Regions from separate parts of the Homo sapiens genome. Here region 2 is linked to region 1. A link is a contact called in ENCODE Hi-C or POLR2A ChIA-PET data. All regions are on one chromosome and are shown on one strand. Each heading gives the region's core, a stretch centred on a gene start or an enhancer-like site at or near the end of the contact. The rest is flanking DNA. Distances are from core to core; before and after follow the strand shown. Region 1 overlaps PALM2AKAP2 (PALM2 and AKAP2 fusion). Region 2 overlaps UGCG (UDP-glucose ceramide glucosyltransferase).

Region 1 (5,412 bases), core at 1,024-3,523:
CCTCAGACTCTTCATATGTCAGACAGAAATAAGAGTAGTGCCCATTTCTCAGGTTTATTTGAGGATTTAATGAGATAACACATATAAAGTACTTAGTTCAGTACCTAGCACATAGGGTAAGCACTCAATAAATGTTGGTTATTTGTATTATTTTGCTGCTGTTCTGATTTTAGGGCAACACATGGGCCTAGGGAAGCCAGAGAAAACCTCTCCAGATATATTTTCTCTTCTGAAACACTACAGCAACCTAGATTTATTATTTCTGCCTAGCAATCTTCTACTCACCCTTCAACACCCTGCTTAAAGTCACCTCCTCTGTGATGACCTCTCAGAGCTGAGTAATCCTTCCTTTCTCCAGGCATCCATCTCCATCAAAGCCCTCAAACTTCTTCATATGAACCCTGACTCTACCTCTTCCTACTTGTTTGATCTTGGGAAAGCTTCTTCACCTTTCTATGCCTCAGTTTCCTCCTTTGTAAAATGGCATGAATAACTGTTCTTACCTATGAAATTGTTGTGGGGATTAAGTGAGGTAATATGTGTAAACTGCTAATGATAGTACTTGGCATATATTAAGTGCTCAGTAACTGTTAGCTCTGTCTCCTAGTGCCTGGCACTCTGTAGTGCTGGATGAGAAGGAAATGATGAGTAAATGGATATGAGGCAGGGCCAGGACTAAGATGAGGTGGTAAGGACTTGGCTTGGGTGTAAAATTTAAACAGGCACACTACACTCCGTTCCAGTAAAACTTGGAATAGTTTCAGAAAAAATGCTTCCAATAAATCTTTATTTATAAACACAGGCAGATGGCCCATGGCCATAGTTTGCTAATTTGATTTTCTAAAATACTGCATTATTAAAATATGATTTATCCTGATTATTGAGGCATGGGGCATGGGACATACTTGCTTAATCTGCTCTTCCTCCTCCCCACCGGCTGACCCTGAATGCACAGGCCCCGTGGTTCCCCAGCAATGTGTAGCTCTTCATCATTTTACCATTTGTGTCAGAGTTAGCAAGGAATGTATGATGGTGGCTGTGAACCACAATTTTTGCAGGTTCTCTGCCCATAACCCTCGGGCTGAGTCAGTTTGCTTGTCTCTCCAAGAAGGGCTCCTTTCCAAGCTCCAAGACTATTTTTAAAGCAAGTCGACACTCAAAGCCCAGTAGTGTCCATGTGTAGTTTTCAAATACAATCAAGGGTAAGAAGATACATATACCTACTGTGATGGTTAATTTTATGTATCAATTTGACTGAGCCAAGGAATGGCTAGATAGATGGTAAAACATTATTTCTTGGTATGTCTGTGAAGGTGTTTCCAAAAGAGATTAGCATTGAATTGGTAGACTGAGTAAAAAGATGGCCTTCACCAGTGTGGGTGGGCAATCATCCAATTTGTTGAAGGCCAGAATAGAACACAAAAGTGGAGGAAGGGTGAACTTTCTCTCTCCGCTTAACCTGGGATGTCCGTCTTCTGGTGCCCCTGGTTCTTGGACCATTGGACCTGGATTGGGACTTGTGCCACTGACTCCCCTGGTTTCTGGCCTTCTGGGTTGGACTGGAATTACATCATTGGCTTTCCTGGGCCTCCAGCTTGTAGATAGTAGATCGTGGGGCTTCTCAACCGCCATAATTGAGTGAGCCAATCCCTCATAATATTTTTCCATATGTCTACATACATCTTATTGGTTCTGCTTTTCTTAAGAATCCTAATATACACAAACGTGTGTGTGTGTGTGTGTGTGTGCACGTGCAGATACATATATATTTGGCTTTGTGATATTTTCTGAAACTTTCAAGGTTGTGTGTGTCCATAACCAAGCTGAAAGTAGAGTCATCTGTTTCAAAGACATTTCCCTGGAGATGTGACATTTGGCCAGAGGCTCCCCTATGGGACATATGTGCTCACCTTTCAGATGCCTTTTGCATCCCAAGAGGAATAGTCTGCATCTGTGCTTGCTTCTTGCTGGAGCTTCACCTCATTAAGAAGTGACCTATTTCCCAGCACACATGCCATCTCTGTTTGAGGGGCAATCACTTACTATGTAATTAGTCCTGCTTGCAAAGACAGGCCTAGTGCTGGGCCCCATACTCTGGTGCTGCAGCAGCAGTGATGAGAAAATGGTATTTCTTACTATTGCGGTACACTTTGTAAACCATTGCAGGGGATTTTTTTCCTTCTTCTTTTTATTACAATGCCACTAAAATGGAAACCATTCAGGGAAGTGAGAGTGGCGTGCGTTGGCAGTCTAAGCAACATGTGTCACTCTGCCGATTCAAAATCAGATCAAATCTGGGTTTCTCTTTCTCTCTCAGGTTGTTGTTGACATCTCTGGGTCTTTGGGTTTTTTTTTTCAGCATGCATGGCTCTGAGTGTAGGTAAGGCAGAGGCAACACTCCCAGAAGAAGCCTGAAAAGGGCTTTGGGTCAGACTCACTAGTCGGAAGCACATGGTAGGTTCCTGCCACACAGCCACTGGTTTGTCCAGTCCCGTTAGCAACAGGCTGGGCATATGCCCATCGGCATTGAACTCTTGTGAGTGCCCTTTAGAATTCTGAATCAGAAACTGCCCTTGGCACTCACCCTGCCAGGCAGGGCCTTGACAACAGCCATGTGACCCAGTCCTCCAGCTCTTACATTCTGTGCAGTCATCAGAGACATGTCCATTTCTTATGCTCTGAGTCTGGTTGCATGCTCTCTCCATGGACTCTTGCTTTAGTCTGCATCTCCCTCATAGAAGCACATACCAGTCATACTTTACATGTGTCCTGTCTGCCTCTCTCTTCCTTTGGACTCTAAACTCCATGAGAGTAGGAAGAGTGTCTGTCTTGCACATCACTGTGTTTCCAATGCCCAGCACAGCGCCAGGCACATAGTAGATGCTTTATCAATGTTTACTGAATGACAACATCTATATGAAAATGAGTCCTCAAGAAGCCCAAGGCTGGCTATATACCATTGGTACTGGCTTCGATTCAGGCAGCTGTGCTTATTACTGGCTACATCTTGGGCAAGTTGGTTAGCCACACCAAACCTCAATTTTCCACTCTGTAAAATGAGGATAATAATACCTACCTCACAGAGTTATCAAGAGACTAAAACTAGATAGCATTCATGACAGCATGTGGCAGACAGTATTATTGCCCCCAAATCCTTTCTGCCTTCCCTGTGGGAGGATTATATATCCTCACTCATTGTCAAGAGATCTGCAGTGCTGCTCTATGGGAGGAGGATACTCCCCTACCCCATTGGTGCCAGGCTTGGCCATGTGACTTGCCTTGGCCAATGGAATATAAGCTACACGTGCCACATCCAAGCATGACTTTAAGAGCCACTATATGGTTCTCCTAGTACCCCTTTCTCTCTGTCATAAGAATGGCATGTTCCATATAGGGGCTGATCCTGCAGCCTGGGTCCAGGAATGAAGACACCTAGAACAGAGCTCCAGTAGCAAGAAAGAAACCATTACTGGGGTTGCCTGTTGCAACAGCATAATGTAGAGAGAAGGCCAACTGGTATACAGTGCCTGTCACAAAGCAAGGGTTTAGTAAACCTTTGTGGAATGAACAAACACATGCTGAAGTTTCTACCAGATCAACTGCTCCAGTGCTTTTGATTCTTTTGGGTATGACATTCAATCACTAAGATAAATTTAAGGTGGCACTTTGTGGCATAAAAAAGAAGTAGATTTTTTTTTAACTGAATGAAAGTTGATCCATTCTATTAGGGTATAGCAGTGCCTGTGTCCTAAAAACCCTATCCAGGGTTTCTTTCATGGATTATTGATTCCAACTTATAGCCTATATTAACTGAGTCTTTTTGCTTATGTGTATTAAGCCATTATTGGTAAAAGGTGTATTAAGCCATTATTGGTAAAAGGTGAAAGATTTATATGATCTGAAGAGAAACCAGAGCATTATTAAGCCATTATTGGAGAGCAGGGTGCTAAGTCCGTTATACATATTAGCATGTTTAATCCTTGCAATTGTGCAGGAGATATAGGGAGACAAAAGTCACGTGGTACCCAGGGGCAAGGTAATGTTTGTGAACTTTGTCTCCTCGTAACACTGCACCAGAATTTGCAAAGGCTAGCATCTTTGTGGCATTCCCTGCAGACTGGTGGTGGGGTCATATGCACACCCCTTGGCTTCCTCTTCATTATGCCCCTAGTGGCAGGGGTTAGGGGAGGTCCCAACATTGTCTATAGTATACTGATGGGGAAACAGGCATCAAAGCATGAAGAATACGCTAAAGGTCATCCAGCCAGTCAGCAGCAGAGCCTAGACAGGAAGCCAGATGCACCAGACCTCAGAGCACTAACCTCATGCCATGCTGTCTCCCACGTTCATCCACAAAACCATATTCCCTTCTGCTTCTGCTTCCAGACTGAGTCATACTCACCCTAAGCTGGCACAGTCCTTCAGATTGAAGCCACTGTTCCTCCTATATCAGCAGGTTCCCCAAAGAATACTCAAGACAACGGAATGGTAAGAGACAAGTAGTATTGGGGAAGCTAGAATGAAGCTTTCATTTCCTTCTGATCCACACCTATGTTAGGCCACTCACTGTGAAGCCTGCTGACTTATGCTTGCAGGTGGGAACCCACCAACAACTCCCACCTGTTGAAGTTGTATTTATAGGCAAGGCCCTGCATGAAGCACCAATGCTATTCAGAGCTGCTGAAGATATGGTCCCTTGTCCTTAAGGAGTTCCACCTTAGTAAAGGGACAGATGTGCAAACAATGAACTTGATTACAAGGTCTTCTGAACAGGAGTTGAGAACAGAGAATTAGTAGATGTGCAGATGAGAGACGAACTCTGGTGGAATATCAGAGACAGCTTCAGAGAGTAGGCAGCATTTAAGCCTGGCTTGGTAGAATGAGTAATCTTTCAACGGGCAGGAGTTGCAAAGAAGTGTGTCTTGGAGGAATGGCTTGCTCAGGGTAGGAGAAATGGTCCCTGTGGGGGCTGTGTAGTGTGCAGTGGGTCACATGCCTAGAAACACAGGTGGAAATCAGATTTTGGAAGGTCTAAATGCCAGGTCAACAAGATCTGGTTTTACACTCTGCAACAATGTATCTTGGCTGGGCGCGGTGGCTCACGCCTGTAATCCCAGCACTCTGGGAGGCTGAGGCAGTCGGATTGCCTGAGGTAAGGAGTTCGAGATCAGCCTGACCAACATGGTGAAACCCTATCTCTACTGAAAATACAAAAATTAGCCAGGCTTGGTGGCGAACGTCTGTAATCTCAGCTACTTGGGAGGCTGAGACAGGAGAATCGCTTGAAGCCGGGAGTGGGAGGTTGCAGTGAGTCAAGACCGGTCCATTGCACTCCAGCTTGGACACCCTGCACAAAACAGGTTCAGACCTGAGAGGCAATTCAAGTCTTTCTTGAATGTGTGGGGCACTGGA
Region 2 (5,412 bases), core at 1,507-4,006, 1.9 Mb before region 1:
AACTGGTCGAACATTTTTAAGCACAGAAGGGAGGTTAATTATGTCCATGAAAACATAACAAAGCTAACTAACTCAAGAGAACGACAAAGTCTGTTATATTTACTTCCAATGATAAGCATACACAAGTAAAAAGTAGAAATAAAATGTTTATAGTGCCTGTGAGCATAATAACAATTGTTTGCCCACTACCTATAATCTCAGCAAAAACTGCCAATAAAAAAATTTGTGGGCCAGGCGTGGTGGCTCAAGCCTGTAATCCCAGCACTTTGGAGGCCAGGGCAGGTGGATCACCTGAGGTCAGGAGTTCGAGGCCAGCCTGACCAACATGGTGAAACCCCGTCTCTACTAAAAATGCAATAATTAGCAGGCATGGTGGCACACACCTGTAATCACAGCTACTTGGGAAGCTGAGGCAGGAGAATCGCCTGAACCTGGGAGGCAGAGGGAGGTCGCAGTGAGCCGAGATTGCGCCACTGTACTCCAGCCTGGGCAACAAGAGTGAAACTCCGTCTCGGGGAAAATAAAAATAAAAGAAATTTGCAGTTGATCACAAAAGAACCAAGACTAAGGTTAATGAAGAAGGTTAGCTAATAAGATTTTTTGTCAAATGAAAAACATGTTTTCTTAATAATTAAGTCGATGAGGAAAACAATGTATATTTTCCTCATACTTTCTACCTACATACTGCTGTTATTATATATTCTATCCAATATCTACCTCTAATGATGACTGACGAAAATTGCCACTCAAGAGGTACTGAAACCAACTTGACAGTTACCTGGTCTCCAGAGACCAGATAAAAATCTGAAAATGGAAAGGGCCCTACTTCTACCACCCTCCTGAGATTTCCTTAAGAGCTGACTCTAAGTCACAGAAAGTGTCAGTCAGCCTCCCATCCAGACTCTCAAAACAATATTTGGCTGAGCCACCAAAAAGGCAATGACCTTCACAATAATGATTAGAGAGGTTAAGTGACTTTTCAAACGGCAAAAGTAACAACGAGCTTTCCTACTATAGGAGGCTGCTCAGCCAGGCTTGCTCTAAAGAGTTCCTTGTTTTTCCAAACATAGCATAGTTTCTTTTTTTTTTTTTTTTTTGAGATGGAGTCTCGCTCTGTCACCCAGGCTGGAGTGCAGTGGCGCTATCTCAGCTCACTGCAAGCTTGGCCTCCAGGGTTCACGCCATTCTCCTGCCTCAGCCTCCCGAGTAGCTGGGACTACAGGCATCCGCCACCACGCCCGGCTAATTTTTTGTATTTTTCTTTAGTAGAGACGGAGTTTCACTGTGCTAGCCAGGATGGTCTCAATCTCCTGACCTCGTGATCTGCCTGCCTCGGCCTCCCAGAGTGCTGGGATTACAGGTGTGAGCCACTGTGCCCAGCCAGCATAGTATCTTTAATGGTTTTTTTTGAGACAGGGTCTTTCACTGTCACCCAGGCTGGAGTGCAGTGGCGTGATCTTGGCTCACTATAGCCTCAACTTCCCAGGCTCAAGCAATCCTCCCACCTCAGCCTCCCGAGTAGCTGGGACTATAGGTGTGCACCACCACACCTGGCTAATTTTTGTATTTTTAGTACAGACGACGAGCTGGTCTTGAATGCTTGGGCTCAAGTGATCTGCCCACCTCAGCCTTCCAAAGTACTGGTATTACAGGCATGAGCCACTATGCCCAGCCTTTAATGCTTTTTTAATGCTATTTTGTGAGTATGAGTACATATGATGAAAGGAAATGTTTATAAGTAATGCAATTCCATAAAGTACAATAAAAAACTAATCTTAGCTTTTATTTTCCCCAGCAAGAGAAAACTTTGTAAAAATATAGTACTAGAAATATACTCAATGGGAAGAAAAATGCTATACTAGTGTTAAGTAGGGAGGTTATAAGTAAGGGAGGTACAGTCTGCCTTTATTCAGATGCAAGGTTTGAAGTGTTTTTTTTTGTTTTTTTGTTTTTTGTTTTTTTTTTTTGAGACGGAGTCTCGTTCTGTCGCCCAGGCGGGAGTGCTGTGGCGCGATCTCCGCTCACTGCAAGCTCCGCCTTCCAGGTTCACGCCATTCTCCTGCCTCAGCCTCCCGAGTAGCTGGGACTACAGGCACCCGCCACTGCGCCCAGCTAATTTTTTTTTTGTATTTTTAGTAGAGACGGGGTTTCACCGTGGTCTCGATCTCCTGACCTCGTGATCCGCCCGCCTCGGCCTCCCAAAGTGCTGGGATTACAGGCGTGAGCCACCGCCCCCGGCCTTGAAGTTTTAATTTTTATTGATTACACTGCTTAAACATAATTTTTAATTAAAAACAAATACTTTCTGATTAGCCAGAGTGTAAATGAGACTCATATTCATATTATCCAAAAAAAAGTTCAGACTCAAATACATAAGATTCATTTGTTTTTGATATTGGAAATTACACCAAATTGGAGGCAGCATTCCAAGTATTTTCTAAAGTATCAGATTTTAACCAGGAATCATTTTTCAGCTATCAGCTCTGTGTCTTCACAATTTGATGAGATATTTTATTTGCTAAGAATCCCTGTATTAAAATTGTTAAATCAGGCCAGGCACGGTGGCTCACACCTGCAATCCCAGCACTTTAAGAGGCGGAGGCAGGGGAATCAACTGAGGTCAGGAGTTCAAGACCAGCCTGGCCAACATGATGAAATCCTCTCTCTACTAAAAATATAAAAATTAGCCAGCGGTAGTGGCATGCGCCTGTAATCCCAACTTCTCGGGAGGCTGACACGGGAGAATTGCTTGAACCCGGGAGGCGGAAGTGGCAGTGAGCCGAGATTGTGGCATTGTACTCCAGCACAGGTGACAGAGCAAGACTCTGCCTCAAAAGGAAAAAAAAAATCAATTCTATAATTGCAAAAAAGAAAAAAAAATCATAGTTATGACAGGTTCACTGTTAAGAACTCTGATAGTTGATTTAGGTATTCTTCACATGGCCAGAATTTACTGAAGTAAAGCCAGCAAGCCACTTTAGACGCAGATTATTGACTATTACTGCTACTGCTTAATCTCTCCCCAAATCCCTTCTACGCTGGTGACAAATGAGTGTTCAATGCTGTGGAAAATGAACTGCATCACCTTTTCATTCTTTTATGTCTTCCCAAGGAATGAGTATCAGTATAAAAGTAGACTTGTAAGATGAATACAGCGCAGAGATCTTTCAGAGCAACTAGTCTAGTCTCACCAAAATTGAAACCTAGAAATTCAGAGCAAGTACCAGTAGCAGTAAATTTTCTTGCACATGTCCAAAATTAAGTAAAATTTTAAAACTTGAAGATATGTTTTATTATTTTCCCCCAAATGGCCTATGATAGTCCCAATCGAATATTAGAAGAGAAAGTTATGTCCAAAATGAAAACATTTCCATACTCTGGTAAAACGATGTTCACACCAGGCAAAATGCAAATATGAAAGGGCACTGCGCCTGGCAGTCACGTAAATGTTTATTTTGGGTCTCCTTGACTTCTTGGTGACACAAATGCCTTGTCTGTTCATGCTCAGATATGCGTGATTTCAGTGGTTTAACTTTAGTCTCCTGTGGAACATTTGCCATTGTATTTGGTTTTCACCAAGTAAATAAAATGCTGTGAAATCAAATATTTCCCTTAGATTGCAGGTACTTTGCACTTCTCCTCTGCTTTCCAAACTTTCTATTTATACAGCTAAATATAAGTTTATAATTAGAAAATAAAATTCTGTACTAACAAAGAATAAAATAATCTGCAGATGCTATTCTTCATCTTACAATGAATGTCAAAATAGCTTTCTCCTCAACCCACTTAAATGATATAACTAAATGGAAAAAGAGCTACTACTCTAAGTGAAAACAAGAGCTCTTGAGATCATTCTAAACTGTAATTTCCAAAACAATTTTTTATTTCAATTTTTTAATTTTTATTTTTTTGAAGGTGGGGGTCTCACTGTGTTGCCCAGGCTGGTCTTGAACACCTGGCCTCAAGCAATCCTCCCGCCTCAGCCTCCCAAAGTGCTAGGATTACAAGCACAAGCCACCACGCCTGGCCAAAATCTTCATTCACAAGAAATCAGTTATGGGGTCATTAGAAATGCTCGTAATCAATGGATACATATAACCCTGGGGTTACTTTTTAAAATTCTTTCAGTAGGGCATGGTGGCTCATGTCTGTAATCCCAGCACTTTGGGAGGCTGAGGTGGGGGGATTGCTTGAGCCCAAGAGTTCAAGACCAGCCCCGGCAACATGGCAACACCCTCTACAAAAAATACAAAAATCAGCCAGGTGTGGTAGCACATGCCCATAGTCCCAGCTACCAGGGAGGGTGAGGTGGGAGGACTGGTTGAGCCTGGGAGGCTGAGGCTGCAGTGAGCCACGACTGTGCCACTATGCTCCAGCCTAGGTGACAAAGCAAGATACTGTCTTAAAAACAAAAACGAACACAAAAAACCATTCTTTCTACAACTAAACCCCTCACTGACTTCCTCAAGCATTTAAACCCCATGACTATCATCTCACAAGCACTACAACGTAAAAATTCCATGACCAATTTTAAGAGTGGTTGAATGGGGAAAGTGAAAGAGGATGGTTAAAAAACTGAAATGTGAGATTAAGTTTCACAATGATAATGCATATGACTCTAAGCTATGCTCTAAGATTCATTCATAATCAATAGAAAATTTCTTTCATTCGTAAACATTAATTCTCCTTTGCATTTACTTTTATGGAGCTTGAAAATCTCCCATTTTTCTTACTGCAAAGCTTATTTTACAATTAATTTTATTTATATCTTTCTCAATTACAAAAGGCTAAGTTTTACCATTTTTTAGTTTGAAAAAACAAGTATATACAATTATATCTTATTTAAAAATTATATATTTGATTGAAGTTAACACATGTATTTAATTCAAATATCTAAAATTATTAAGCATATAAACACACACAAACTAGAACATATAATTTTTTTGCTTCAAAACAGCTTCCAATACTCCAAAATTGGCTTCTAAACTCCAAAACTCCAAAGCAATAATATAAAAACACTAAAAATACAACTGAATGATACTCATGTCTACCTACTTAATAAGTGCTGCATTAAGGCTATCACATCTGTGTCTTCTCTATTCTTTTCATTGGTGCTACCGAGAAAAATAAAGGCTAAAAGAAAAGAAATAAGAGCATGAAAACCAGTCACCATAAGAAGTGTAGTGCGCATATCATCTTCCTTCTGATTATTTGAGCTACCCTGTCCAAAAAAATTAAGAGGGACGACTCTCCCAGTAGCAAAAACAGCTATGGAAAAACTGAGGCAATAGGGTAAAAATTGAGGCAAGTGAATAGAGACCGCAAAGGGAAAACTAAACTGTACTGAAAGTCAAGTGGGTAGAAGCTTAAAGACACATTCTTCTCACAAGTGATCTGTTACCACCAAAATGC

What was found. A loop is a pair of places that touch in the nucleus more often than their neighbours do. ChIA-PET counts read pairs that join two places held with the same protein, here RNA polymerase II (POLR2A). Pooled maps may share reads with other maps.
Region 2: a pooled map shows a loop between it and region 1 (7-fold over the local background). The contact joins two enhancer-like sites. A Hi-C loop is called at or near these places in 1 of 37 single-sample maps with no recorded cell type and 5 of 50 pooled maps. POLR2A ChIA-PET finds 5 or more read pairs at or near these places in 1 of 52 experiments (OCI-LY7).

What each region holds. Positions count from the first base shown.
Region 1 is chr9:109,971,397-109,976,808 of GRCh38, reverse strand. All of the region lies in intron 6 of PALM2AKAP2 (PALM2 and AKAP2 fusion), which reads right to left. Among named protein-coding and RNA genes, the nearest start is that of PALM2AKAP2, 190 kb to the right of the region's middle. RefSeq lists a cis regulatory region at 791 and enhancers at 707-876, 2,047-2,426, 4,328-4,537. Within about 2 kb of position 2,273, at least 9 of the 41 ENCODE cell types and tissues checked have a DNase peak (open chromatin) inside an H3K27ac peak, as active enhancers do.
Region 2 is chr9:111,915,480-111,920,891 of GRCh38, reverse strand. All of the region lies in intron 2 of UGCG (UDP-glucose ceramide glucosyltransferase), which reads right to left. Among named protein-coding and RNA genes, the nearest start is that of MIR4668, 14 kb to the left of the region's middle. Within about 2 kb of position 2,756, at least 2 of the 41 ENCODE cell types and tissues checked have a DNase peak (open chromatin) inside an H3K27ac peak, as active enhancers do.